2 separate regions of the Homo sapiens genome follow, and region 2 is linked to region 1. Evidence: chromatin loops called from intact Hi-C (ENCODE). Cell type or tissue: OCI-LY7. All regions are shown on one strand. Each heading gives the region's core, and the rest is flanking DNA. Links, peaks and the distances in the headings are about the cores only. Region 1 has its middle 61 kb from the start of EXOC6. Region 2 has its middle 38 kb from the start of HHEX.

Region 1 (15,615 bases), core at 3,413-11,412:
CTCTGATCTTGGTCCTTTTTTCTTGGACCTTGGACCTTGGACCTTCTTGATTTCTGCTGGGTTTGGTTTGTTCTTTTTTCTCTAGTTCCTTGAGGTGTCACCTTAGAATGTCAGTTTGTGCTCTTTAAATCTTTTTGATGTAGGCATTTAGGGCTATGAACTTTCCTCTTAGCACTACCTTTGCTGTATCCCAGAGGTTTTGATAGGTTGTGTCATTATTGTTCAGCCTGAAGAATTTTTTGATTTCCATTTTGATATTGTTTTTGACCCAATGATCATTTAGGAGCAGGTTATTTAATTTCCATGTATTTGCATAATTTTGAAAGTTCCTTTTGGAGTTGATTTCCAGTTTTATTTCACTGTGGTCTGAGAGAGCGCTTGATATAATTTCAATTTTCTTAAATTTATTGAGGCTCGTTTTGTGGCCTATCATGGAGAAAGTTCTATGTGCTGTTGAATAGAATGTGTATTCTGCAGTTGTTGGTGTTCCGTATATACCTGTTAAGTCCATTTTTTCCAAGGTATATTTTTAATCTATTGTTTCTTTGTTGACTTTCTGTCTTGATGACCTGCGTAGTGCTATCAGTGGAGTATTGAAGTCCACCACTATTATTGTGTTGCTGTCTATCTCATTTCTTAGTTCTATTAGTAATTGTTTTACAAATTTGGGAGCTCCAGTGTTAGGTGTACATATGTTTAGGATTGTGCTATTTTCCTGGTGGACAAGGCCTTTTCCCATTATATAATATCCCTCTTTGTCTCTTTTAACTGCTGTTGCTTTAAAATTTGTTTTGTCTGATATAAGAATAGCTACTCCTGCTCACTTTTGGTGTCCATTTGCATGAAATGCCTTTTTCCACCCCTTTACTTTAAGTTTATGTGAGTCCTTACATGTTAAGTGATAGCCTACAGGATGACCATGTTATTTTTGTATCCAGTGAAACTAAGCATCATATATGAAGGAAAGATAACAGTCTTTTTCAGATAAACAAATGCTGAGAGAATTCACTATTATCAAGCCACCACTATAAGAACTGCTAAAAGGAGCTCTAAATCTTGAAACAAATTCTGGAAACACATCAAAACATAACCTCTTTAAAGCATAAATCACACAGAACCTATAAAAGAAAAATACAACTTAAAAATCAAAAACAAAAAACAAAAAAACCAAGGTACACAAGCAACAAATAGCACAATGAACAGAATGGTACCTCACATCTCAATACTATCATTGAATGTAAATGGCCTAAATGCTCCACTTAAAAGATACATAACTGCAGAATGGATAAGAACTCACCAACCAACTATCTGCTGCCTTCAGGAGACTCACTTAACACACTGTAATCTCAGTGCTTTGGGAGGCCAAGTCAGGAGGATCTCTTGAGCCCAGCAGTTTAAGACCAGCCTGGACAACGTAGGGAGAACCTGGTTCTACAAAAAAATTTTAAATTAGCAGGGCATGGTGACTTGCTCCTGTAATACCAGCTACTTGGGAGGCTGAAGTGAGTAGATTGCTTGAGCCCAGAGGTTGAGGCTGCAGTGAGCCATGATCTCGCCACTGTACTCCAGCCTGGACAACAGAGCAAGACTCTGTCTCAAGTAAATAAATATTTCTTTGGGTAGATCCTGAAATGGTTTCTTTTTACAATATACTCCTCTCATACCACCCCAAAGATGACTGTCACTCCCAGCACGTACCTGAATGTCTTTATTTCCATTTGTAATACCCTCTAGGATACCACTCATAACATCACGGGCTGTCCTGCCTCTTTGCATCCCCAGGGCCTAGCCCGGGGAGATGTTAGATGTCATTAAATATTTGTTGAATGCATGGATAGATGGATATAGAGAATCATTAATTTAACACACAGTGTTCAAAGTACAGTCCTTCCTTATGATGGTTAGAGAAGTATTGATCATTGTCACTAACTTAATCATATTGGTTTCTCCCAGGAAGGATTAAAGTAAAGAGGAATTTTGGAGCATAGGGCACTAGCAGAGAAGAGACAAGGAGCCAGGACTGGGTCAGGACACCAGTGAGCAGCCAGGAAGAAACCTGAAGGATAGGGTGAGGGGATGAAGAGTCCCAGGTAATTTTCCAAACTGGGACCACATTATTCTTCTTGCTGAAGGCTTTCACATTCCTGGGATTGAAAAAAAAAAATTCTTTCTATTTATCCCTGAAAAGCCAAGCTGTCCTCTAACCAGAAAAAAAGGAAAAACAAAAACAAACAAACAAACAAACAAAAACACTTGCAAAGACTTATTTTGAGCATCTCAGGGGGAAATGGTATAGCTCAAAGAGAGGCATCAGCAATGGCCTCAGGCTATACAATTTGAACAATGTATTTATTTATTTATTTTTATTTTTATTTTTTTGAGGCAGAGTCCCACTGCATTGCCCAGGCTGGAGTGCAGTGGTGCAATCTCAGCTCACTGCAACCTCCACCTCCCAGGTTCAAGTGATTCTCCTGCCTCAGCCTCCCAAGAAGCTGGGATTACAGGCTTATGCCACCACGCCAGGCTAATTTTTGTATTTTTAGTTAGCGATGGGCTTTCACTATGTTGTCCAGGCTGGTCTCGAACTCCTGACCTCAAGTAATCCTCCCGCCTCTGCCTCCCAAAGTGCTGGGATTACAGGCGTGAGCTACCCACCTGGCTGAACAACGTATTTAATTTATCAGTCTCTGACGGACTTTCCATTCTCCTCTCTAACAATGTTGCTATTTTCACCATCAAAAACAGGCTGTCTTGTCCATTGCTGTTCTAAAAATAACAACAGTAAATTAGAAATAGCTTACATGTCCATCAACAGGGAAATGGTTAAACTACAGACTACTATGCAACAGTTTAAAAGAATGAGGGTGAAATTTCTACCAACATGAAGAGTTTTCAAAGTCCTATTGTTAAATGAGAAAAGCGAATTGAAAGAAATTATACTATGTCATCAAAAAAATATTTTTTTTGAAACAGGGTCTCACTCTGTCACCCAGCTAGAGTGCAGTGGTAAGGTCATAGCTCACTGCAGCCTTGAGCTCCTGGGCTCAAATGATCCCCCTGACTCAACCTCTCAAGTAGCTGGGACTACAGGCACATGCCACCACACTCAGCTCACCAAGCTTTTTTTTTTAAACACACACATCAGCGGGCCATGGTGGCTCATGCCTGTAATCCCAACACTTTGGGAGGTCAAGGTGGGCAGATCACCTGAGATCAGGAGTTCGAGACCAGCCTGGCCAACATGGTGAAACCCTGTCTCTACTAAAAATACAAAAATTAGCCATAATCCCAACTATTTTGGAGGCTGAGGCAGGAAAACTGCTTGAACCCAGGAGATGGAGGTTGCCATGAGCCGAGATTGCACCGCATCCTCCAGCCTGGGCAACAAGAGTGAAACTCCGTCTCAAAAAAAAAAAAATTAAAATTAAAAAAAAATTAAATGAAATAAAACACACATATCAAAGATATGCTTTACATATATGTAAAATCATACAAAATAGATCTAGAAACACCACACTGCTAACCGTGGCTACTTCTGGAGAGAGAATTAGGACCAGAGGCAAAGGGGTAAAAGGTTACTTTTGCTTTGTCTGTATTGAGAACAACAACAAAAACCCCTCAAATTATGGCCTTTTCTCTGGGAAAACAAAAAGGGAGACGCTCACCATTTATTAACTCACATTCTGGTGGATCTCTCATATTGTTGGCTTATGGGGTCATAACCTCCAAGGGTAGAACCAGTGCCTTTGTACTTTACATAATCTGTGTCTCTGTTGTCCAGTATGATTGCTACATGTGGTTACCGAGCACTTGAAGTGTGGCTAGGCTGAATTGAGATAGACTGTAGGTCTAAAAATACATGCCATAAATCAAAGATTTAACATGGAAAAAAGTAAACTATCTCATTAATAATTTTGTATCACATGTTATTACATGATATTATTATTTGTTGAAATGGCATATTAAATAGAATATACTATTAAAATTAATTTTACTTGTTTATTTTACTTTTTAAAATGTGGCTGCTGGAAGAGTTTAAATTACATATGTATAGGTGGCACACATTACATATTTATTGGACAGTGCTGGTCTAGGTGATAAAAATTTTAAACCTGCTAATTACCTGAATAATTGTATAAATTACTGTATTTGTATCGTAAACAAATTTTTCCATCTAAGAAAAGTTAGATGCATGTTTCCACAACTTTGGATCCGTTTTGGCTGGTTTACATTCAAAACGTACACTGATATTTCCAGGACTTTAAACTGAGCTTCTGTTTTCCCATCTGTAATATTACCCACCTTGTAGTATGTTACAGTGATGTTTACAAGGGATCATCTACTCAAGTTCTTTAGTCTACAATTGTCTAAATGTGAAGTCCTCTTTGGGCTGGAAGCCTAAAGTATATTATGGTTTTACCCCTCCTTGTCCTTCAATGGCCCTACAAAAGCCTAATAAATGTAAGTGTCCTCCTCCTTCCTCTATTCAGTTGTAAGAAAGCACTCATTCACCTATCAATTGTTTCACGTGGATTTTTTTTTTTTTTTTTTTTGAGACAGAGTCTCACTCTGTCGCCCAGGCTGGAGTACAGTAGCACCACTTTGGCTCACTGCAACCTCCACCTCCTGGGTTCAAGCGACTCTCGTGCCTCAGCCTCCCAAGTAGCTGGGATTAAAGGCGCATAGCACCATGACCGGTTTTTTGCTTGTTTGTTTGTTTGTTTTGTATTTTTAGTAGACAGGGGGTTTCACCATGTTGGCCAGGCTGGTCTGGAACTCCCGACCTCAGGTGATCCACCCGCCTTGGCCTCCCAAGGTGCTGGGATTACAGGCGTGAGCCACTGTGCCCGGCCCCACCTGGATTTTTTTAAATGACTTTTTCCAAGTTAACTCCACTTAATATATTATCTCCTTCTGTTCTTTTTTTTGTTTCCTTCTTTTGGATTTGTTCATCATATTCTTATAAAATTAACACTTCATTCTCAAAGCTCCTTGTTCTCTAAGAAACCACCACCAGGTACCCACCTCCTCCCCACTCCCTCCCACTGTGTCCCCTGCAAATACAGACTTCCTAGAAAACCATTTCCTACAGCCTCAGTGATTTGGACATAGCTGTTTGTTTGAAGCAACCATTTCCTTACATGCTCTAATTTCACTTTCAGGTTATACGTCCTTGGTTATTTGGTTCTCTAATTACAGATCCCCTTTTCTAGAAAGGAAGTACAAAATCATTTTACCGTATGTTGTAGCACTGAAATCTGTTTCCCAATCTTTTATTATAAAAGAAGTTGAACTTACACTGTTTAAGATCTATTAACTTTCCTGCAGGCAAACTATTCTTCAATGTTTAAAAAAGTAATTGAGCCAGTCTTTTTCTCTCTCTCTAAAGAAAAAAAATGTTTTGCTCTAGTTCTCAGTTGAAATTTCTAATAAGGGGTCTTAGTAGACAAAAGGGATAACAAAACCTGACATGTGTGAGTGCTTATTATAAATTAAACATTGTATATGTACTTGATAGTTAATATTTCCAACAATGATTCCTAAACACTGCCTAGGGAGAAATTGCTAGGTGCGTTCGTTACCCTGTCTTCTATTTGTCCTTTTTTTGTTGTGTGCTCAGGAAAACCTCAGGGCCCGGGCTTCCCAATACTGGTTTCGAATATTCACACCCGAAGTCACTAATCTTTCTTGTGAACACCTTGTAGTTTGGCCCTTGATTAATTCAATCAGTGATTAGCACTTCTACAACAAGTGTTAATCTCTCTTTTGAAATACCTCTCAAAGCCCAACCCTTTACTGAGGATTTCTGCCCCAGTCAGAGTATACTGGAGAGGATTTCCCTATTGTGAGCAATATCTACAAGGCATTTCCCCTGCACACCACCAGTTTGGGAAAGGCCTGCTTCAAAGTCCTGTTGCACAATTAAAGCACAGAATTATAGGCTCAGGTTTGCACCTACTGCATGCGGTAGACTCCAGCTGAGCATAGCTAGTGATCCTGTTAAAAGCAGGGGCCAGGCTGGGCATGGTGGTTCATGCCTGTAATCCCAGCACTTTGGGAGGCCGGGGTGGGCAGATGGCTTGAGGTTAGGAGTTCAAGACCAGCCTGGCCAACACGGTGAAACCCTGTCTCTACAAAAATGCAAAAATTAGCCGGGCATGGTGGCACACAACTGTAGTCTCAGCTACTCAAGAGGCTGAGGTGGGAGGATCACTTGAGCCCAGGAAGTCAAGGCTGCAGTAAGCCAAGATCGGGCCACTGCACTCCGGCCTGGGTAACCAGAGTGAGACCCTGCCTCAAAAAAAAAGAAAAAGAAAAAATATTTTTTTGTTTTTTAAAGCAGGGGGCAGATTCTTTTGCAAAGCTGGAGGCCTTAATCAATAAGAAATAAAAATAATTTTAAAAAAACAGAAGAAGAAGAAAAGGAGCCAGATTCTTCAACACCAGGAGACCAAAACGAATAAACCTCCAGAGGGCACCCCCAGCAGTTCAGTCTGGGATGAGGGGACTCGAGGCCGGACAGAGCCGAGCTAGGCACCGTTCTTGGGTTTCCAGCCACCCAGATGCTCAGTTGCTCAAGTGTGACAACTAGGGCCTTCTCAGAAGCAGCCGGTACAGCCTCAAACGCTTCAGCTGGCAGGTGTGAAGGCCTCCAGCTCTTCGAGAGCAGTTTTCTTCCTGACAATGGGTGTCTATCAACTAACAAATAAAATTTGAGATGGACCCTGCAATTGTCCTTCCCATTTTACAAGGGAGGATATGGGTTTGCCTTGACCACTGTCTAGGCTCACACTCCGCAAGTGGCAAGCCCTGAGAAGACACCCCACATGAAGAAAGACAAACACAACCAGCTAACTTCTCCTCTTGCATTTGAAAGAGAACAGCTTTGATCTTAGTTTCATGGTAGGTGGTCAGCTTTCATTGATTTCAACTTTTTTTTTTCTAAGTTTCCCATAAAGGAAAATTTCTCCATCCTCCCCACTACTTCCAGAATACTGGGGGATTTCTCTCAACATAAAAGAATGTTGGAGTCTTTTAATTTCTAAGGGATCATGGCAACCAATTTGAATATTTTTCTCTATAGCACAACAGTCATGTCACAATCTTACCTTTAGAATATGTTTTCATTCTTCCCACTCATCAACTCTTTGACATAGGTACAGAAAATATCTTCATCCTATTTTGCAGATCTGAAAGTAGAGGCCCAAAAAGATCCTGTGTCTGACTTAAACCACACAGCCATGTTACTGAGTGGGGCTGAGATTTAAACTCAGGTCCCTCCAACTTCCATGGCCAAGACCGTAACTACCATGCTCTTAGCCACCATAATCAGGAGCCCTGATTGGGCTTCTTCTCAATCAGTGGGATCAAAACTTGGTGTGAACTAATTCTTAGCAGCAGAGCAACGACTAGAAAACAATTGGCAGGCATCCACAGCTGCACCAGGCCAAAGAGAGTATGTATTTGTCCACAGCCAAGCCAAGGGAATGGAAGAGCCCCAGAGCCAGGCATGGTGGTAGCAGCCAGTTGTACAAAGACCCATGGAACTGGGGCCAAAAGGAGTGAGAATTCCAAAGGAAGTCAAGGGCAGCCATGAGTGAACATGTGCTTTCATTACGCTTCCCTTTCATACTCTCCTAGACCAGATGAACCTGGACCAATGAATGGTTCTTGAGCTTTATAGTAAGATCTCTGAGGAAGGGTTGGGGGTGCTTATTAAAACACAGATTTCTAAGTCCACCTTATTCCTATGAATCAAAATCCCCGAAAGTGAGACCCCAGAAGCTTGTGTAAACAAGCTTCCCAGGGATGCCGACCACACCTGGAGAAGCAAGGACCAGATGGCAGAGGCGGGTCTGCAGGTGTGTGTGGCTTCCTGCAGTAAAGACAGCTCTGCCTGCTCCTGCATTTAGTTAACAAAAGCAGATGAGCAGGAGAAAGTTTCTCATGTGCTGAAACAAGAAAAGAGAAAAGAGTTACTAAAAGACGTGTGAAAGCGACAGGAGCAAATGTCCCAACCTATCCCAGAGAGGGCTTCAGCAGCACGGAGGCACAGGTGTGGTGAGGTCAGAGGGAAGACGCCGCCACCTGGGCATTGTCTACCAAAACCAGGCAGTGCAGGTGACAGGTTCCTTGCTGCAACGGGAAGGGGAAGCAGATGAGAGAACAACAGCAAGGAAGAAGCTTGTAATACGTGTTTTACCTCAGCTGTCATTCTAACTGCTGCACACGCAGGCACACAAAACATTTTTTTAAGTTTTTGTTTGTTTGTTTGTTTTTGAGACAGCCTCACTCTGTCGCCCAGGTTGGAGTGCAGTGGTGCAGTCATGGCTCACTGCAGCCTCTATCTCCCAGACTCAAGCAATCCTCCCACCTCAGCCTCCCGAGTAGCTAGGACCACAAGTGCATGCCACCACGCCTGGCTAATTTTTAAATTACTTGCAGAGACAGGGTCTCCCTATGTTGCCCAGGCTGGTCTCAAACTCCTGGGCTTAAGCGATCCTCCCACCTCAGCCTCCCTAGTAGCTAGGACCATAGGTGCACGCCACCAGGCCTGGCTAATTTTAAATTTTTTTGTAGAGACAAGGCTTCCTGTGTTCCCCAAGCTGGTCTCAAACTCCTGGGCTCAAGCTATCCTCCCAACTCAGCCTCCCAAAGTGCTGGGATTACAGGCTTGAGCCTCTGTACCTGGCTTTAAGTTGTTTTAATAGCAGCAGTGGAAGCCTTCACACACTAGGAAAGAATAATCTGTGTTTGCTGAGATGGGTAGGCTATGGCAAGGCTCAGCCTTAGCCACTGAAAGAAGGCATTTTTCAAAGGCTGACTGGGGACATTAGGAATTATTTTGGAGAATTAACAGGAAGACAGGACTGCACTGATACTTTATATGCCCTCTTACTGTTGTCGTTGTTGTTGTTGTTGTTTTTCAGTCTCCCAATAGATAGAAAGTCCTCTTGTTATAGACTGAATTGTGTTCCCTGAAATTCATAGATTGAAGCCTTAACTCCCAATGTGACTGTATTTGGAGATTGGGCCTTTAAGGAGGTGATTAAGGTACATGAGGCTGAAGGGGTGGGGCCCTAATCCAATAGGATTGAAGTCCTTATAAAAAGAAGAAGAAACATCAGAGAACTGTCTCTCTCCATCCTGGCACAGATGAAAAGCCATTTGAGGACACAGCCAGAAGGCAGCTGTCCGCAAGCCAGGAAAAGAGGCCTCATCAGAAGCCAACCCTGGAGGCGCCTTAATCTTGGACCTCCAGCCTCCAGAACTGTGAGAAAAATAAATTCCTGTTGTTAAAGGCACCCAGTTTGTATCATTTCTTACGGCAGCCCTAGCAGAAAAATACACCTCTCTGAGCCTCAGATCCTTCATCTGCAAAATGGGGATAATCACATTACCTTTGCCATCGAGTTACTGAGAGAATTAAGTGAAATAATATGTGTAATAATGTGATATATGTAATAGGTTAACTGGCACACAATAAGTGCTAGTTATTATAGCCCATGTCATAGGATTGTTAATTGGACTAAGTGAGATAATCAATGTGATACTCTTGGTACAACAGCTGCACATAGTAGGTGCTTAATAAATTGTAACTATAAACACTGTTATAAACTTTTATTCATTTATTTATTTATTTATTTTTCAGACAGTCTTGCTTCATCGCCCAGGCTAGTCTTGAACTCCTGGCCTCAGGTGACCCACCCGCTTCGGCCTCCCAAATTGCTGGGATTACAGGTGTGAGCCACCATGGTCAGCCTATAAACTTTTAAATAACTTTAAATGCAATCATGTTGCTAAAACAACTTGCAATCAAATGCAGCCATGGTGCAGTCACAGCTCCCTGCAACCACTATCTCCCAGGCTCAGGTGATCCTCCCACCTTAGGCTCTTGAGCAGCTGGGACCACAGGTGCATGCCACCATACCCAGCTAATTTTTAAATTTTTTTTGTAGAGACAGTGTCTTCCTGTGTTGCCCAGGCAGGTCTCAAACTCCTGGGCTCAAGTAATCGTCCTGCCTCCGACATAAGTAAATGTCATGATTATTATATAACAGCTACCCTTCCAAAATGCTTTCAAATTCATACAAAAGGTTGAAAAAGAGCTACATGTTGACTATGTTATAAAGGAGAAATGAAGAAGACCAGTAAGCTTAATTTTGGTGCCCACGAAAATACAAGGGAAAAAATTAATACAACCAATTTTCAAACACCTCGAGAGATCAGAGTGCACAATACTAATTTTATTAAGAAAAACTCTGGTCAGGCTAAGAAGACGGATTATCCAGAGCAGAGCAGCAGCAGAGCAGAACCGACCTGGCTAACTGTAGTGAGACTTTTGTCCCACATCCTTGGGTTTTCTAAAAGGTCAGGAAACAGAAGTCCAGTGACATTGTTCTTGGCTGGAAAGGCAAAGATTCTCATTAAATCAAGGAACCGAGGAGAGTTTTGAGAGGTCAGTCCTGGGTCCAGTGCTATTTAAAGGGTCCATTAGGGAGGATTCAGGAGGAAAGAAGGGCACTGCCACGGCTGTGGAGAGGTCGGCGGGCAGGGGTTGCACTGACAGGCACCCCACCTTAGCAGGTGCCATCCCACCTCCCTCGGAGCTTCCCGCCAGCTGGGGAAATATTGGTGTGGAATTTCCAAGCTTGTTAAAGCAAGAGCCACAGGAGGCAGAAACAAAGACCAGATTTGTACTTCTTCCCTCGCTTCCTCGTTCACTCTTTCCTTCATCCACACGTTTGCAGAGCATCTCCTAAGTGCGAGGCTCTGTGCTAGGCAGGAAATAAAACCAAATCCTTGCTTTCAATGGAGGGAGAGGCGGACAATAAAATTATAAGTAGAGGCCAGGCATGGTGACTCACACCTGTAATCCCAGCATTTTGGGAAGCCAAGGTGAATGGATCACCTGAAGTCAGGAGTTCGAGACCAGCCTGACAAATAGGGTGAAACCCCGTCTCTACTAAAAATACAAAAATTACCTGGGCATGGTGGCACGTGACTGTAGTCCCAGCTACTTGGGAGGCTGAGGCAGAAGAATTGCTTGAACCTGGGAGGTGGAGGTTGCAGTGAGCTGAGATTGCATCACTGCACTCTAGCCTGGGTGACAGAGAGAGACTCTGTCTCAAAAAAAAATTATAACTAAATGTGTGATAAAATGTCAAGATACAGGCTCGGTGTAGTGGCTCACATAAGTAATCCCAACAACACTTTGTGAGGCCAAGGCAGCAGAATCGCTTGAGCCCAGGAGTTCAAGACCAGCCCGGGCAACATAGCAAAACCCTGTCTCTACACAAAAAAAAACCCACAAAAATTAGTTGGGCATGGTGGTGTGCACCTGTAGTCTCAGCTACTCGGGAGACTGAGGTGGGAGGATTGCTTGAGCCCAGATATAAAGGCTGCAGTGAGCCATAAGGGTGCCACTGCACTCTAGCCTGGATGACAGAGTGAGACCCTGTCTCAAAACAAAACAAAACAAAACAAAACAGTGGGGATATGGAAGGTGCTATGAAGAAAAATAAGACAGGTAAGGGAATAGAGAGGGATGGGGCAATGAGGTGCCATCTTAGATGAGTTGGTCAGAGAAGCCTTCTCTGAGGGAGTGAAGTTTGAGCAGAGACCTGACTGAAAGGACAGAGCAAGCCATGTAGATCTCTGAAGTAAGAGAACCACAGGTAAAGGGACCAGCAAGAGGCAATGCTCAGGAAAGGAAAGGAGTGTAGTACCGGGGAAACAGCGTGGAGGTGGGTATGACCAGAGTAGAAAGAGAGAAGGAGGTGGGTTGGAAGACCTATCTGGGGGCCAGATTATATATGAGAGCCTTTTAAGAGGGGCCTTATTCTACATGTGTTGGAGAGTTACTGGGAAGCAAGTGAAGAGGCTATTGAAGAATCCCAGGGAAAGATGATGAAAACCAAGACCAGGGTGGCAGAGGTCAAGGGAGGAAGAGCAGACTTGGAATATGGCTGTGATTGCCTAGCACATGACACAGACATTCATTTTAGAATAGAAGGATGTCTTTTCCCACAAAGCTATATGGATAATAAGTTAACAAGTTCTCTCTCTCTCTCTCTTCTTTTGAGACAAGGTCTTGCTCTGTCACCCAGGCTGGAGTGCAGTGGTGTGGTCATAGCTCACTGCAGCCTTAAACTCCTGGGCTCAAACTATCCTCCTGCCTTGGCCTTCCAAGTAGCTAGGATTACAGGTGTGTGACACCATGCCAGACTAATTTTCTTTGTTTTATTTGTAAAGATGGGGGTCTTGCTATGTTGTCCATGCTGGTCTCAAACTCCTGGCCTCAAGAGATCCTCCCACCTCAGCCTCCCAAAGTATGAGGATTGCAAGTATGAGCCACTACATCCAGCCACAAGTTCTCTTTTAATTATGTAAATCATTGTTCTAAAATTATTTTGGGAAAGAAAATTAAACTAACTGGCTGGGCATTGTGGCTCACACCTGTAAGTAATCCCAGCATTTTAGGAGGCTGAGGTGGGCAGATCATTTGAGGCCAGGAGTTTGAGACCAGCCTGGCCAACATGGTAAAACACTGTCTATTAAAAATACAAAAATTAGCCAGGTGTGGTGGCATACGCCTGTAGTCCCAGCTACTCAGGAGGCTGAGGCACAAGAATCACTTGAGCTTGGGAGGCAGAGCTTACAGTGAATCGAGATCATACCACTGCACTTCAGCCTGGGCAACAAACAGAGCAAGACTGTCTCAAAAATAAAATAGCCAATTTGTGACGTTCTGGTCAATAATAAATAGCTATCATTTTTTAAGCTGTTTAAAGTATGACAAGACACTGGGTTTAATAGTCTTGTGTATATTAATTATCCTGTTGAATTCTTACAAGAATCCCATGAAATTGACACTATAGTTAGTCTATATTTTACAGATGGGGAAAGTGAGGCTGACTTAAAGAGTTAAATACCTTCATAAAGGTCACACAACAGAGTGGGATTCAAACCCGTGTTTGTCTAACACCAAAACTCACCATCCTTCTACTTGTCATTTCCCTGTCTCCCCTGCCCCAACTTTTTGTTGTCATCTGGGCATCCCATTTCCACTGTTTCAGTGTAGTAATATTTGAGAATACATACATACCACCAGCAATAGCCAGGATGTGCCTATTGATGACATTACTGAATCTATTTCTTTAAAAGAGGGATTTATTTATTTATTTATTTATTTTTATTTATTTATTTATTTATTTATTAGATGAAGTCCAGCTGTGTCACCCAGGCTGGAGTGCAGTGGTATGATCTCGGCTCACTGCAACCTCCGCTTCCTGGATTCAAGCAATTCTCATGCCTCAGCCTCCTGAGTAGCTATGATTACAGGCACATGCCGCCACGCCTGGTTAATTTTTGTATTTTTAGTGAAGTCAGGGTTTCACCAGGTTGCCCAGGCTGGTCTCAAAGTCCTGACCTCAAGTGATCTGCCGGCCTCAGCCTCCCAGTGCTGGGATTACAAGTGTGAGCCACTGCGCCCACCCTAAAAGAAGGATTTTAACCTAGCATCCATGGATCCCTATGTTGGGGATGAGAGTGTCCATGGATTGTTTATCAAAATGTGTGTGAATCCCTAAAACTGTGTGCAAAATTTGGGGGATATAGTGTGCATTTTTGTGGAAAGAGAGTACCTAGCTTTGATTATGTTCTAAAAGTAGAACATGAAGCCAGCACTTAAGAGGTGATGACTTACAAACCACCATTTCCTAGTCTGTACTGTTTGGCTGCTTTTTCATTTCAGATTATTCTAGTTTTCTAGTCACAGGGCATTTTCTCAGAAAGAAGGAAATTTTTTAAATGAGCAAAAAATATTTAAAGGTCTCTTTTTCTCCTCACCATCTTACGAGTTTAAAGGCATTCTTTATTGGTGATAGTGTTGCCGTTCCTTCTTTTCACTTGCTAGAGCTGGAAAGTTAATGCTATTCACTTTGATATTCCTTAAAAGGTGCATCTTCTCCTGGCTTGACTTTTTTATTCTATACCTAAAAGACAGGGCTCCTTTGACATATTCTTTCTTACCTATACAGCCCAATTTCCATTTTGTCAGTGGAATTTTCTCTTATCACTGAAACGGGAAAGGTTCCCTTGTCCCCCAACTGGGTGTGTGGTGGGGGTGGGGGTCGCTTCTTCAGTGCCCTGCTGCTCAAACCTCTAGGGGAGCATACAGATGGGCAGGCTGTGGGGTTCCGACCCCATGGCAGTGTCTAGCGGCGAATGTTTACAGCTCCTTAAGCCCCAGTGGATGTGTGTTACAGGGTACTCTTAGTTTGCCATCTATGGGCGGCTTGTGTTAGCTTAATTAGACCCTCTACCTTGTTGCAAGGACAGAGGGCTTTCTGTACCCCGGGGTTTCTTGCCTTGGTGTACTGGAAGAATTGGACCATACCTAGGCTTGGAGAATGAGTGCAAAGATTTTTTTTTTTTTTTTTTTTTTTTTTTTTTTTTTTGAGATGGAGTCTCGCCCTGTTGCCAAGGCTGGAGGGCAGTGGTGCAATCTCAGCTCACTGCAATCTCCCCCTCCCAGGTTCAAGCGATTATCCTGCCTCAGCCTCCCAAGTAGCTGGGATGCACCACCATGTGCCACCAGGCCTGGCTGATTTTTGTATTTTTAGTAGAGACGGGGTTTCACCATGTTGGCCAGGCTGGTCTCAAACTCCCAACCTCAGGTGATCCTCCCACCTCAGCATCCCAAAGTGCTGGGGTTATAGGCATGAGCCACCGCACCCAGCCTCTTCTTATATGTTTAATAGCTATTTGTATTTCTCCTTCTGCTTATATATTTGCCTATTTTCTACTGGGTTTTTGTCTTTTTCCTATCTTTTTTTGAGACAGAATCTTGTTCTGTCACCTAGGCTGGAGTACAGTGGCATGATCATAGCTCATTGCAGTCTCAAACTTCTGGGCTCTAGCAATTCTCCTGCCTCAGCCTCCAAAGTAGCTGGGACTACAGGTGCATACCACCACACCAAGCTACTTTTTCAATTTTTTGTAGAAATGAGGTCTCACAGTGTTGCCTAGGCTAGGGATGGTCTTGAAATTCCTGGGCTCAAGCAATCCTCATTCCTCAGCCTCCCATAGTGCTGGGATTATAAGCATAAGCCACTATGCCCAGCCTCTTATTTTAGAAGTTCTTTAAGTATTCTAGGTGTCATTAATTTATTATTTATTGCATTGCAAATATCTTCTTCCAGTGTGATTTTTTTTACTTTGTTTTGGTATCTTTGGGCATGCAAAAGTTTTATATTTTAAAATAATCGTATTTGTCCATTGTTTTCCTTTATGGTTGATTTTTTTGAGTTTCACATTTAGATATCTTTAATCCACATGGAACTTATTGTTTGTGGTTATGTGGTAGGAGTCAAAAATGGTTTTTCTGTATTCTGTATGGATAAACAATTGGGTCATCATTTATTGACTGGTTCTTTCTTTTTCCTTACTGATTATAATGTCTCCTCTATCATATATCAGGTTTCTTTTACCTCTTTTTTTCTGGGAGACAGAGTCTAGCTCTGTTGCCTGGGCTGTAATGCAGTGGCACAATCATGGCTGACTGCAGCCTTAAACTCCTGGGCTCAAACGGCCTCCCACCTCAGCTTCCCA
Region 2 (15,615 bases), core at 2,674-10,673, 59 kb after region 1:
AAAGACTAGGCCATGCCTGCCCTTTCTTCTCGCACTCAAGCAACTCGCTCATCTCCCCAGAGGGTGAGTAAAGGTGAGACAGAGGCCAGGGGTATTTGGGGGAAACCCCATCTTTGAAACAAAAAATGGACAAGAAGTATTCGCCATCTAACAACCTCTATATGCAGCATGGATTGAATAAGCACCCTGATTTCCCCACAAGAATTTAGAGGGTACATGAAATAGTGGTGACAAGCCCAACCTGGAGGCAGCTGCTCAGTTTTGAACTCAGGCTCTGCCACTTACTAGCTATGTGACCTTGAGCGAGTTATTTCTCCTTCCTGAGCCTCTGTCTTGTTTTTAAATTGTACATATTTAAGATGTGTAACACGTTTTGCTACACTTATCTTGAGGTACATATACATGCCAAGGTGATTACCATAGTCAAGCAAATTAACATGCCCATCACCTCACAGCTACATTTTTTACTTTTCTTTATTTTATTTTATTATTATTATTATTTTTAAGACAGGGTCTCACTCTGTCACCCAGGCTGGAGTGCAGTGGTACCTTGAACTCCTGGGCTCAAGCAATTCTCCCACCTCAGCCTCCCAAGTAGCTGGGAAGCTGGGACTACAGGCGTGTACCACTGCACCCAGATCTCTCTCTCTCTCTCTCTCTCTCTCTCTTTCTCTGTGTGTGTGTGTGTGTGTGTGTGTGTTTGTGTGTGTATTAAGAGTACCCAAAATCTGCCAGGCATGGTGGCTCATGTCTGTAAACCCAGCACTTTAGGAGGTCGAGGTGGGAGGCTCATTTAAGCCCAGGAAGTCTTGGCTGCGGTGAGCTGAGATTTCACCACTGCACTCCAGCCTGAGTGACAGAGGAAGACCCTGTCTAAAAAAAAAAAAAAAAAAAAAAAAAAAGTACCTAAAATCTTCTCTTTTGGCAAACACCAGTATAGAATACGGTATTATTAACTGTAGTTTTCATATTGTACATTAGCTCTCTACACTTGTTCAGCTTACACAGTCACAACTTCATACCCTTTGTGAGACTCCATCTTGTCATCTGTAAAATGCCAATAATGAATATGCCTCCTTCACAAAGTGGTTGTGAGGATTAAATAAAAGAATGTTTATAAACTACTTAAAGCATTATAAGGTAAGTACAAAACAAATGTGAGTTATTATTATCATGAGGTTGGTAACTTTGTCTTACAAAAACTATAAACTCTTCAATTTAAAAGGTGAAAGAAAATACCATGCTAGCCAAGAATTGCGTACCAATTCTCTCACTTGAACCCAAAACAAAAAATAATTATCGTCAACACCTGATCATACCTGTGATCTTAGGACCATAAAAACCATCTCTCAGTGCCAACACCTCCTGCCCCAACTTCCCACGAAAGACATTTTTCATCCTGTTAAACTGAAGTCTCTTTGATCCCCCCAAATCCCATTAATCAAAAAGACACGTCTTTTCGATTACTGTCCTCTCCTATGGACAGCTGTGGGGAGATTGTCAAAGAGAAAAATCCTTATAAGGTTTTTAAAATATTTTCTTATGTCAGTTTTCTGCTGAGCTATTGAGGTTGGCAGAAAAACCCTTACAAAGTTTTTTAATATACTTATAGCAGTGCTTCTACTGAGCCATGAGGTTGGCAGAGGTTAAAGACCTTGGCTGGGGTGTGGCTTGTGACATGAGTGTGAATTGTGATAATACTGAGAAAAAGTGGCCAGTTAGCTGCACTGCCCAAGAAGGATTCCTATTCATCAGTTATGCATGAAGGCAGTGGGTATTCAAGAAAAGAAAGCTAAAAAAGGTCCCAACTTGGAGGAAGTTGGATATGTTTGAACAGAAGTCTGAGATGTGTGTGGTAGGTCCCCCAGGCCAGGATAGAGACCTAACAGAACAGACTGTTCCCCCAAAACAGGCATGCGTGGTGGTTCCAGGTGTGGGTTTTGTTCTTTTTTTCTTTTTTCTTTTTTCTTTTTTTTTTGAGACACAGTCTTGCTCTGACACCCAGACTGGAGTGCAGCAGTGCAATCTTGGCTCACTGAACCTTGGCCTCCTGGGTTCAAGCGATTCTCCTGCCTCAGCCTCCCGAGTAGCTGGGATTACAGGTGCCTGCCACCATGCCCAGCTAATTTTTGTATTTTTAGTACAGATGGGGTTTCACCATGTTGGCCAGGCTGGTCTCGAACTCTTGACCTCAAGTGATCCACCCACCTTGGCCTCCCAAAGTGCTAGGTTACAGATGTGAGCCACTGCGCATGGCCAGGTGTGGGTTTTGAAGTCAAAAGGCAAGGGTTCAAGCCCTGCTGTACCACTTCTTTATTATATGACCTTGAGTAACTCAAATGTCAGTGTCCCCATGCATAAAACATAATCATACCTCCTTTATGGGGATATAAAGAGAATTCAATAAAGCAATGTAGGTGAAATTCTCAGTACAATGTCCTGCACGTATCTGTGCTTACTAAATGAAAGCTATTAATATTGCTATACACAATCAGAAAAACAATGAATGTACTCCCTGTGAAAAACCTCTTGGTTTATGCTGGAGAGGGCTGTGCAGGTGTTAGTATTCTCTTCGTCATTATGATGAGGTGATCTGCTTAGCTCTAGGAATTAAGTCTAGGAAATAAACCACCTGAAAATTGTTACCAATTCTTCCATTCTCTTCTATTGCTTGCTGGCAAGAAGTCTCTCAAGTCACATTATGTACCCTATAAAGTGTATGCTTTTAACCACCATGCCTTTTTCCTGTGTTGAACTGGCATTCTTACTGCCATCAAACCTGAAGGCACTTTGAATTCCATCCACTGAGTCCATGGGCGACATGGAGAGTACAAATGGTGAGTTTCACACATAATCCAAAATTTCAATTTGACCCAGCTGTTTCAATGATCTCCCTTTCCATTCTCTTTCTAGGTTGGCCAAGAGGGCTTCCTCAAGTTCATGGGATGCCTCTGTAGCTCATGGACCCGTGGCTCCTGGTGTCCACCATGGGAATCTTGGTAGGTAGAAAAAGAGGCCCTTCCTCAAGGCTGGTAGAGCCCCAGGTGGGGCCACCCCTTGGCAAATGGGGCACAAGCAGGATTTCAGCTCCAGCCAGCTCTTCAACCAGATGTCTTTGTGCAGTGCACAAATTGCACAACTGTACACAGAAGACCTGTGTAGCTATCAGAGTAATTTTGAATTACACATCTTGTCCCTTCCTTTGTCCAGTCAGAGATGAAAGCGGTACTGCTCCAGGGTAGTCAGGAAACAGAGGGCAAGGAAAAAAGTAGAGGGGAGTGTCAGAGAAGAAACCTCTAAATAGTGGAGGTGACTATTTTGAACCCTCAGCGTCAGCTGCTCCATCTTACTTTGCTCATTGTAAACCTATGGTCTCAGTTGGAAAGCCAAGAGGATGTTTATATAGGGTGGATCCAACCACAAACTATCTGAATTACTGTTGGAGAACCTGACTCTACTGTGCTCCATAAGAGTAGAGACAATATTTATTTCATTCACTGTTGTCTCCCCAGCTCTTAACATGGTGCTTGATAAATAAAAAAGGGTTCAATAAATGTTTATTGCCAAATTGATTTTTTATTAGGAGAATAATAAAGCCAATTGCTGTTCTTTTTTCACAGGCACTAGAGCACTTGCCCTACAGGTTAGGCACAATAAAAATGTTTCAAACATTTAGAAGTCTGTAGGTATGAAGAAGAAAGGGCAGGTGGGAGAGAAATGTGTTTGATTAAATCTATAAAGAGCAATGTTTGATAGTTCAGAACATGAACTTTGGAGTCCCAGATTTCCACCTACTAAAGTGGGAACACTGCATAAAGTGACTTACACTGTATCAGCGTCCACCTTTCTAAAATAGGGTTATAATACCCACAGCAGAGTTGTTGAGAAGATTAAATAACAACATGTGTAAGAAACATTTAGGCCAGGAGTGGTGGCTCATGCCTAGTAATCCCAGCACTTTGGTAGGCCGAGAGGTCAGGAGTTCGAGACCAGCCTGGCCAACATGGCGAAACCCCGTCTCTACTAAAAATACAAAAAAATTAGCCAGGCATGGTGGCAGGCACCTGTAATTCCAGCTACCCAGGAGGCTGAGGCAGGAGAATCACTTGAACCTGGCAGGCAGAGGTTGCAGTGAGCCGAGATCTCGCCACTGCACACCAGCCTGGGTGACAGAGCGAAACTCTGTCTCAAGAAAGAAAGAAGGAAAGAAAGAAAGAGAGAGAGAGAGAGAGAGAGAAAGAAAGAAAGAAAGAGAAAGAAAGAAAGAAAAAGAAAGAAAGAAACATGTAGCACATTTACTGGCACATAGTAAACACAATGAATGGTAGCTAATGTTTCTGTGCCTTTAGAAGGCTAGGGAAAATTTTAAGTTAAAAAAGGGAAAAAATCATGTAAATGTGGCAAAATCTTGACAATTGGTGAATCTAGGTGATGTGTATATAAAAGCTCGTTGTATTATTCTAATTTTATGTACATTTGAAAATTTTCACACATTTTTAAAGTTAAAAGGCAGGAAACACACAACTGCTTCCAAATCAACCAAATATTCAGTCTAGACTTCATGTATTCCCTCAACAAATATTTATAAAACACTGTGTGCCAGGCCATTGTGTGCCATTGCCATATGGAATGCTAAGTCCCTGTTCTCAGGGAACTTATAGTGTAGTTGGGAGACAAACATTAAGTTATGGAAAATTCTCCAAAAGAAGTGCTGAGAAGGCCAGGCATCATGGCTCACGCCTGTAATCCCAGCACTTTGGGAGGCTAAGGCAGGTAGGTCACTTGAGGACGGGAGTTTGAGACCAGCCTGGCCAACATGGTGAAACCCCGTCTCTACAAGAATACAAAAATTAGCTAGGCATGATGGCGTGTGCTACTTGGGAGGCTGAGGCAAAGAATCCCTTGAACCCAGGAGTTGGAGGTTTCAGCGAGCCAAGGTCACACCATTGCACTCCAGCCTGGGCAACAAAGTGAGACTGTGTTCCCTGCCTCCCCCAAAAAAAGAAGTGCTGAGAGAATAGTGAAGAAAGAAATCAGTTTAGAGAAGGAAGTCAGGAAGGCCCTCTGAGGAAGTGATATGTAAACAAAGACCTGAGGAGCTTACCTGGGCAAAGGAGTCAGCACCCATGTAAAGCAACCATCATGTGCAAAGGTCCTGAGGCAGGAATAGTGGAAAGGCCAGTATGGCTGCAACACAGTATGAAGAAAAGGTGGCTCAAGAGGAGGCTAGAGGCCAGGCATGGTGGCTCACGCCTGTAATCCCAGCACTTTGGGAGGCTGAGGCAGGTGAATCACTTGAGGAGAGGAGTTCAAGACCAGCCTGGCCAACATGGCAAAACTCCGTCTCTACTAAGAATACAAAAATTAGCCAGACATGATGGCTGTGCTACTTGGGAGGCTGAGGCAGGAGAATCTCTTGAACCCAGAGGCGGAGGTTGCAGCAGTGAGCCGAGCCACTGCACTCCAGCCTGGCAACAGAGTGAGACTCCATCTCAAAAAAACAAACACAGAAGAAGAAGAAGAAGAAAGAAGAAGAAGAAGAAGAAGAAGAAGAAGAAGAAGAAGAAGAAGAAGAAGAAGAAGAAGAAGAAGAAGAAGGAGGAGGAGGAGGAGGAGGAGGAGGAGGAGGAGGAGGAGGAGGAGGAGGAGGAGGAGGAAGGGAGGGGGAGGGAGAAGGAGAGGAAGAGGGAGAGGGAGAAGGAGAAGGAGAAGAGCAAAGGGAAATCTTTTTCAAATATTTTTCAATGTTTGCCACAATTTTGCCACCAAGAAATTGGAAACTACAACTTTGTGCTTTCGTATGAGAAATACAAAATGAGCAAAAAACGGGGCTTAGGACAGGTAAGGGATAGGTACTGCCAAGGCTTTGGATCTATGTCCACACATGTTTTTCTCCCACAGTCATCAAATGTCAAAGATTTAATTTATTTCGTGATTCTCCAGCCCTATATTCCCCACCCCCACCCCACTCCCCCAGCACCTGCTAGCTGAGGCACCCTCTTGAACCATATTCTTCACTTCAGCTGTCTTTATAAATTAACTTTCTAAACTGGGAAAGCAATACTCCACACCGCTAAGCAGGGCCAGTTTCACTAAGACAGATGGAAACAAAGAAATAGGACCACATTCACTTGCAGATTTGCATAGGTCCAGACACTGAAAGCTGGGGCCTCTAGAATTCAGACAAGTTGTTCTTACAGCTCCTGAAAAGTCATCCTGCCCTTGGTCCTCAGCCTTATTTGGTGACCTTCCACCCCTTTAGGACTTTAACTGTGTGAACAGGGGCTGAGGACCCACCCCAGGATCAAGCTGCCCAGGTTCAAATCCTCACACTGCCAGTTCGACTCTGGGAACTTGCACAAATTACTTCACTTCACTAAAACTCTATTTCCTCCTCTACAAAATGGGGATAATGTGTGAATTAAATGAGATAATGCATGTGGCATATAGTGGATTAAGTGCTTGCAGAGTGTGAGCTATTTTTAATTTCTGTAATTCTGCCACTTCTTCCTGCCACTTCTCACCTCAAATTTAAACTGCCCCCATTTAGACATGTATTTTTTACTTTCTCTCTCCCTCTCTCTCTCTTATTTTTCATAGAGACAGGGTCTCACTACATTGCCCAGGCTGGTCTTGAACTCTGTGTTTCAAGCAATCCTCCCTCCTTGGCCTCCCAATGTGTTGGGATTATAGGCACAAGCCACTGTGCCTGGCCTAAATGTCTGTGTTTTTTTTTTTCTGTTGTTTGTTTGTTTGTTTGTTTTTGAGACTGAGTCTAGCTCTGTTGACCAGGCTGCAGTGCAGTGGCTCTATCTCAGCTCACTGCAAACTCCGCCTCCCGGGTTCAAGCAATTCTCCTGTCTTAGCCTCCTGAGTAGCTGGGACTATAGGCACCCACCACCACACCCAGCTAATTTTTGTATTATTAGTGGAGACGGGGTTTCACCATGTTGGCCAGACTAGTCTCGAACTCTTGACCTCAGGTGATCCAGCCCCTCAGCCTCCCAAGGTGTTGGGATTACAGGCATGAGCCACTGTGCCCGGCCTAGACATCTGTTTTTAATCAGAGAATATTCATTTTATTTTTGGATAATTTGGGAAATTTTGTCTGGGTTGCCTCTGAGATAGATGTCTGTCACAAACATAAAGGAGAAATAATTCCCTGGTTAATTCACAAGTTGATATTGAACAGTTGCTCAGAACAGAGTTCTGTGGATGAAAAAACAAGAAGGGAGAAGAGGAAGAAGAGAAGGAAGGAGAAGATAGTATAGACCCAAGGTCTTAATGTAGGGAGGACAGATGACAAAGAAGTCAGTGAGGATGGGCCCCCTGGAAGAGCTATGTGTTGAATTGTGTCTTAAATGAGGTGATGGAAAAGAGATCAGCAGAGAGTCATAATAGGCTACTTAAGATTTGAATCTGTACATCCAGGACAGTGGTTCTCAACTGGGGGCAATTTTGTGCCCCAGGAGACATTTGGCAATGTCTACAGATCTTTTTGGTTATCACAATTGTGGGGGTGAGGGGTGCTGCTGGCACCTACTGGGAAAAGGCTACACATCCTACAGTGCACAGGACAGGCACCCCACAACAGAGCCTTATCCAGCCCAAAGTGCCAGTATTTCCAAGGTTGAGAAACCTTGATCTAGAACAAGCTTGTCCAACTCGCGGCCCATGTGCCACACGTGGCCCAGGATGGCTTTAAATGCAGCCCAATGCAAATTCATAAACTTTCTTATAACATTATGAGGTTTTTTTGCAATTTTTTTTTTTAGCTCATCACCTATCATTACTGTGAGTGTATTTTATGTGTGGCCCAAGACAATTTTTCTTCCATCATGGCCCAGGGAAGTGAAAAGATTGGACAACCCTAATCTAGAAGACTTCCACTCTTTGAGAGAACTATGTCCTCGCCATCCTTTGCTCTTTTTTAAAAGATGAGTATTCACTGAAGCCATTATTAGTGCTTTCAAATACTTTTACTCCTGGCAATAAAGATAGTGTTTTCAGGCTCAGCTAGTAATAGCATCCTCTTTTCCTGTCACTGCTGCTGGGTCTCATCCTTACTTCCCTAATACCCCCACCCCACAGACATGTCCTTCCTTTCAAGAAGAAAATCAAAATGCAGGAAAACAGTAGCCACATGTGTTAATGATTACATGATAGTACAGTAAAATCCCAGGCCCAGTAGCCTTCTCATCAGTGCTTCTTTAGATAAGTCAAGACATTTCACCTGAATGGGCTGCTGTCCAAGCAGATTAAATTAAAAGAGCTTGTAGCACACTACAAAAAAAACTTATCAACATAATTAATCAAAAAGAGTTTCCCTGGCTGTTTGTTAATGCATTGCCCCAATCGAACAGCTGAGGAATGTGACTGCTGGCTGTTGACCCTGGTAACCCAACACCACTGTGCTGTGTTGAATTGATAAACTAGTTTAAAAGAATGTTTACCTCCCTTTACTGTATGACCCTCTGCTTGGCATCCTTTTATAAGAGGATGAGCCCCGGTCCCAAGAGTCTAGTGTGTAAGGCAAAGACGGGCTGGAGAGGCTTGTACAAAGAAACTGATCTTACCATGGGAACTTAGTGCCTCATACTCAGGAGGAGACTCCAAAGCCTCTTGAGAGCAAATGGCCACAGTCCCTTGTAAAAACTGTCCCTCTACTTACGTCCACTAAGGGAGGATAACAAAAGCTGTCCACGAAGACATGAATCTCTCTGGTGGGAACAGTAGGACATGCTATCCAATCACACTCCCTTGCAGGACTCCTTGACTTCCGTAGCTACTCCAGGTCTGAGATACACCAAGCAAACACACATGGCATTCCAGACAATCAACCATCACTGACCAGGAGTTTGAGTAAACCAACAGCTTATTGGCATTTGTAAGAGCCAGTGAATGTGTGTAGCAAGGGCTAAGAGGTAGTTCAAGAACTGACTGAAAGAAGTTGACACTGGAGTCAGACTGGATGACTCCATGGCTAACAACGTGCTGCCGCTTATTGAGCATGTATTACGGCCATTGTGCAAGGCACTTTCTCTCCATTGGATCATTTAATCCTCGCAACAGTCTGTGAGGCCAGAATGATTAGACTTCGTTGATTTGCAGATGAGGAAATGGAGCCTCTGAGAGGCTAAGTGACACACTGTCAGCCTTCCTTGGAAGTCTTTGAGGCAGGGTTTAGGAAAAATGCTCACAAAATTAGCATCTATGTGGACCTGAATGAGTGGCAAGTGAGGTGAGGTACAAAGGCCTGAAGAGACTTGTAGAAGACGCTGGGAAAGAATGCAAGACTCCAAAGCTAACAAGGGAGTGGGTGGCTTGGGCATTCAAGGTATTAAGGCCAGAATAGAAGCAGGTAGTCTGATTGGAAGACAATTTGCAAGGATCCAGAGCTCCAAAGAGTGGGATGTGGCTACTTTTAGCATAAGGGATCATTGTAGGCATTAAATAACAATTACTTAAAGAGGTTATTAGCTTTTTTGGTTGCTTGGATTAAATGAAGGAGGAAAAATCTGAGTTTGGTGCTATATGTTTTTAAACTTTAACACTTGAGACTCCTTTTTTTTTTTTTTTTTTTTTTCCCGAGACAGAGTTTCACTCTGTCATCCAGGCTGGAGTGCAGTGGCATGATCTCGGCTCACCGCAACCTCTGCCTCCCAGGTTCAAGTGATTCCCCTGCCTCAGCCTCCCGAGTAGCTGAAACTACAGACATGCACCACCACGCTGAGGTAATTTTTGTATTTTTGGTACAGATGGGGTTTTGCCATGTTGGCCAGGCTGGTCTGGAACTCCTGACATCAAGTGATTCGCCCACCTCAGCCTCTCAAAGTGCTGGGATTACAGGCGTGAGCCACTGTGACCGGCCCCCCTTTATTTTTTTATTAACAAAGAGAAAGCAGGTCTTAGATCAAGATTCTTATTAGGGAATCCAGCTAGAATTTAGGAACACTGCTTTTTGTTTTCACTATGTTAATTTTTATGGTTACCCTCTATGTATGGTAATACTGGTTTTCCATTTATGGTAATAATGTTAAGTACTCTTTAAAAATGAATTTCTTTTCTTTTTTTTGTTTGTTTTTCAAGATGGAATTTCGCTCTTGTCACCCAGGCTGGAGTGCAATGGCGCGATCTTGGCTCACTGCAACCTCTCCCTCCTGGGTTCAAGCGATTCTCCTGCCTCAGTCCCCCAAGTAGCTGGGATTACGGGCATGTACCATCATGCCCGGCTAATTTTGTATTTTTAATAGAGATGGGGCTTCACCATGTTGGTCAGTCTGGTCTCAAACTCCTGACTTCAGGTGATCCAACGGCCTCGGCTTCCCAAAGTGCTGGGATTACAGGCGTGAGCCACCGTGCCTGGCAAAAATAAACTTATTTTCTAAGTGATTTTATGTAAAGAAAGCTGGTTCAATGATAGGAAGGGTGGTACATGGATATGGCAAAAACCAGGAGAGCCATATGGGAATGATTGAAGTTTGGGCAGCGCTGCAGGTATCCAAGAGAGAGAGGTGGCTCCTCAGGAGAAAACTAAGACACTAAGGAAATCAAAGCACATCTGGAGGACTGTGAAGGAAGAAGAGAAAGATTTGATATCAGGTTAGGTATTCACACCAGAGAAGGATAGTAACTAAAGGAAAATCTCACCTTGAATGTGTGCTTGTTTGACTGTGTGACATTGTGAAAAGCAACTTAGCAAAAGTTCTCTTTGTCTTTGCAATGATGACTGGTTAAAAAGTGAAAATCCCAGTCAATTAACTGGCTATTTTGTTTACATAAAGGCAACTCATCACTTTTTTTTTCAACCAACAAACTGACAGGTTAAACACACACACACACACACACACACACACACACACACAAGCCTGAATTGAGCAGTTGTTTTGGCACCATTCTGAATTGCTCTGAACAGAAACTGAACATTATAATGTTGAAATGGAGTTGACCTTTCCATGCAAAAAGGGAGCAGCTTTACACCTAGTAGTTTGCGAGGGTAGTGTACAACTTTCACCCTCCATCAAAATGTCCTCATCACTCACAGGCAGGGGTCTGACGTGTATGCCACTTGGTTTATGAGAAAAAGCAGAAATCGAAATTAAGCCACCATCAACTGTTAATACCTCCAATCAAACTAGCTCCAAGATGAGATCAGGAGCTCTGGAAGAACAGGTCCTTGAGGAAGGGAGGTCTTGGGTGGCTGAAGAACTTGGGAGGGACTGACAGGGGTCTCAAAGAGGGGAGTATAGTCACACAGCTGGAGGGTCCTGAAGGCCATTTTGCCTGCTTACCCATTTTGATCAAGGTCACACCAGCTGGGATTAACATGAACCAATCAGCTGGCATTTATGAATATTAGCTTAGTTTATTGTTGCTGTTGTTGTTATGAAATATTTCAAATATCAAGGAAATTGAAGGAATATCTTAATAGCCAGTTAAATACTCATCACCCAGATTGAATAATATTAACATTTTTTAGCCCTACTTTCATGAGTCATCTTTGTAAAATGTGTTACAAGTGCAGTTCCTTGGGGGCTCTGGAGCAAATCATCTAGCAAACAAGACCTTAGATGTTGTCCAGGGCTATCCCACTGTTACGGACTGAACAGAATTCATATGCTGAAATCTTTACCCCCAGTGTGACGGAATTAGGAGGCAGGGGCTTTGGGAGGTGATTAGATCATGAGAGTAGAGCCCTCAGAAATGGGATTCATGCTTTTCTAAGAAGAGACATGAGAGGTTGCTTCTTGTGTCTCTCTGCTCTCTGCCATGTGAGCACTCAGTGAGAAGACAGCCATCTATGAACCAGAAAGTGGGCCCGCTCCAGACACTGGATCTGTCGGTACCTTGACCTTGGACTTCCAGTCTCCAAAACTGTGTGAAAGAAATGCTTGTTGTTTAAGTACCCAGTCTGTTATATTTGTTCTAGCAGCCCAAACTAAGACACCCACCCTACAATAAGGAAGAGAACAACAGCCAGGAATGGCCAAGTGCTTCATTAGTTAATAATGGTTTTTGTTTGGGTTTTTCTTAAGAATTTAAAAATCTTTTCTTTTTAATTTTTTTTTTAAGAGATGAGGTCTCACCCTGTTGCCCAGGCTGGAGTGCAGTGGCACAATCATAGCTCACTGCAACCTCCAACTCCTGAGTTCAAGTGATTCTCTCTCCTCAGCCCCCTGAGTAGCTAGGACTAAAGGCATGCACCACCACACCTGGCTAATTTTTTCAGGTAGGTGTGTGTGTGTGTGTGTGTGTGTGTGTGTGTGTGTGTGTGTGTGTGTGTAGAAAAAGGATCTTGTTATGTTGCCCAGGCTGGTCTCGAACTCCTGGCCTCAAGCAATTCTTGCACCTCAACCTCCCAAAGTGCTGCGATTACAAGTGGGAACCACCGCACCTGGCCCTCCATAATAATGTTAACAACAACAATAATGACAATAACTGACATTTATTCAATGCTCACTCTGTGCCAGGCCCCCTGCTAAGTGCCTTATGGGCATCATCCATTTCACCCTCACATTGATACTATGGGGTTGTCAGTATGATTCCCATTTTAGAAATAAGCATCGAGGCTTTGAGATTTTAAGACACAACCATGGCACAGCTGGAATGAGCTGGGATGCCACATACTACTGACCCCACTGGAGCATGGGTGGAGCTGATGTGCTTCACCAGCCATTCTTCTCTTATCACTTCTATCTCCCCATGACCTAAACCAAAGGGATTCCCAAGCCTCGCTGTGCACGAGAACCACCTGGGGAGTTTGCTAAAAATAAGATGCTCAGGCCATTCACCTACTGAATCAGAGTGTTCTAAGCTACAGCCCACAAATCTGTACTTCAAACTACCTTTCCAAGTGCTGCTGGTGCGCAGCCGGCTTGGGAAACTGTCTAGAGCTATTGACTTTTCCAGCCACCTGGAGCCAAAGAATCTAGGCTTCAAGACCTCCTGCCCTTCTCCTCCCTTCACAGTGGGCTGCTCATGTAGCTTCGCTTTATATATATTCATCATGTCCTTTGATGAGAGCTAGGACACCGTGTCAGCCCAAGGATGCCTGGCTGTTTAAGAAAATTCAGACCTCTGGGCCCTCCTGCCACCCACCTCCTGTTCAAAAATAGAGTTGTTGCATGCAAGCAGAGGCCAGGTGACCAGGACACAGGGGAAGACATAGCCATCAGCAGCTGCCCCACCCCTCCTTTCCCTGTCCGGCAGCTGAGGAGAGGCAGTTCTTCCCTGTGTAGCCATCAACTCTCCTAGTCAGTTGGTGTCCAGCTGGGCCCTGGGTCAGGAAGTTCACAGCAGTTTAGTCAGTATCATTGAACTGACTTTACAGCATCCCCGGGAGGCAGAACCATGGAAGGTTAGCCAGAGGAGGGACTAAGAGGCCACCTGGTCATTTTACAGATGAGAAACTGAGGTCCAAAGAGGGAAAGGAAGGAGAGGTATCCATATTTTGATCCATATTTATCTGTAAGAAGATTCAAGCTCAAAGGGATGTTGAGGGGCTTACCCAAGTCAAATAGTGTTCAATAGGCAGTAGGTTAGTTAGTTGGTTATCCAGAACAAGGAACAGAATGGCCCACTGGAGTTACCAAATTAGCTCTCTGAACTGTGAGCAGATCTCTGTCTGGTACATATTGATTGGATGGGTTTGGAAATTATGACACCTGCATCAGTAGGTACACAATTATTTGGAAACTCATTCTCAGAAAGCAGTACACATATTGCCCAGGGGGCAGGAAAAGAGAAAGAAAGAAAAGAAAGCCATATGCATATTGCCCCAAAACTTTTTTTTTACAAAAAGCTCCTGCCCATATTCAAAACTAGAACTGATTGAACTGTCGACTCCAGACATGTGATGAGTTCAGGGCTTACCAATACCTTGGCCTGGCTCTTGGCCTTCTTAAATCATTTCTTTTTCCATAACCTTTCATGATTGGTCATTATTAAATGGTTCTTGCACGTTGTCAGTTCAGCTATTAATCAAATCAAATATTTCCTTTTTTTTTACGTTTTAAAATGGTAAACAACCAGTGCCACAAAGTTTCTTGCCTATGCTATAAAAATCTCCAAACATTTCTGGAAAATAATAGCCAAGGTTCAGTGAGCATTTTCTATGTACCAGGCACTATTCTAAGCACTATGTGTGCCTTCTCTTATTGGACTTCTGCAACAACCTTTTGCAGTAGATACTATTCCTATCCTTGCTTTATAACGGAAGGAATCTGAAACTCAGAGAAGCTCTGCAACTCTCCTAAGGTCATACAGCTAGGATTCAAACCCCGTCAGGCTTACTGCAAGACCTGCCCCCTTGACTGTACTGTTCTTCATAATTCTGGAAATAGGATATGAGATATTGAGAACCACCTATTTTATAAACATTTCAATGAACAGTTTTTTAACTCTTTTTGGAGACAGGTCTCACTCTGTCGCCCAGGCTGGAGTGCAGTGGTGCAATCATAGCTCACTACAGCCTCAACCTCCTGGACTCAAGCGATCCTCCCACCTCAGCCTCCTGAGTAGCTCAGACTACTGGTGCCCCCCACCACGCCTGGCTAATTTTTTTAAAAAAAGTTTTGGCTGGGTGCAGTGGCTCATGCCTGTAAGCCTAGCACTTTGAGAGGCTGAGGCGGGTGGATCACGAGGTCAGGAGATCGAGACCATCCTGGCCAACATGGTGAAACCCTGTCTCTACTAAAAATAGAAAAATTAGCCGGGCGTGGTGGCACGAGCTTGTAGTCTCAGCTACTTGGGAGGCTGAGGCAGGAGAATCACTTGAACCTGGGAGGCAGAGGTTGCGGTGAGCTGAGATTGCACCACTGCACTCCAGCCTGGCCACAGAGAGACTCTGTCTCAAAAAAAATTTTTTTTTGCAGAGATGAGATCTTGCTATGTTTCACAGGCTGGTCTCAAACTCCTGGCCTCAAGTGATCCTTCCACCTTGGCCACTGTAAGTACTGGGATTAGGAGTGTGAGCCACCATGCCCAGCCTCAATGAACATTTATCGAGTGCCTTTGATAGTGAAAGTCCTGCAGTATATACAAGGTCAATGTAAGAGATAGCCCTTTCTCTTATAAAGAGTCAGATAGGTATTAAATTAATGTACCAAAAGGCAGAATGTCCTAAGGACTACATTGGAAACAGATAAAGTACAATAAAAACACATAAGAAGGATGGTTAATAGTGAGCAATCAGCAATGACTTCCTGGAGGAGGTGGCATGTGTAAGCTCCTTGAATGACAAATAATGCACCACTGGTAGAGATATAGGAAGGGCAGCTCCCAGCTGCCAGACAGTGTGAAATAGTGAGTGGGGTCAAATCCAGGTTTCATCACTTCCTAGCTACACAGCTTCATCTCTAGCCCTCGGTTTCCTCATCTGGCCAAGTAGAGGGCAATTACATGAACCTGTTCAGGCTGTTGTGGGATAACATCTCTGACAGTTTCAAATAGCGCACAGTAGGGCTCCCTGATGCTCTGTTCCCTTTCAGGTTCACTGAGTCATTTCAGAATCCACTGCTCTAGGGCCACTGTCCAAAAAAGCTTCGTCTGTATTCCTCTGGGAAAACACTCTTGTCAAGGCTACACTTCAGTCAAATATTCAACAGCAGGCCACTT

The links. Hi-C counts contacts between places; a loop is a spot of excess contacts. Peaks named below come from ENCODE experiments on the same cell type or tissue, not always from the same donor. Only the 100,000 strongest peaks of a DNase experiment are listed, where the experiment ranks them.
Region 2: it touches region 1 in a loop (7-fold over the local background); 4 of 110 quality-filtered maps call a loop at or near these places.

What each region holds. Positions count from the first base shown.
Region 1 is chr10:92,780,186-92,795,800 of GRCh38, reverse strand. No RefSeq gene overlaps it. Among named protein-coding and RNA genes, the nearest start is that of EXOC6, 61 kb to the left of the region's middle. In OCI-LY7, for the core only: CTCF peaks have their summits at 6,469 (motif pointing right) and 7,992; DNase peaks (open chromatin) are centred at 6,590 and 8,000; H3K4me3 peaks cover 948 bases; H3K27ac peaks cover 1,097 bases.
Region 2 is chr10:92,720,570-92,736,184 of GRCh38, reverse strand. No RefSeq gene overlaps it. Among named protein-coding and RNA genes, the nearest start is that of HHEX, 38 kb to the right of the region's middle. RefSeq lists a silencer at 5,946-5,995 and enhancers at 6,206-6,305, 8,421-8,923, 15,354-15,615. In OCI-LY7, for the core only: no CTCF peak of the experiment used is centred there; a DNase peak (open chromatin) is centred at 6,094; H3K4me3 peaks cover 1,109 bases; H3K27ac peaks cover 1,857 bases.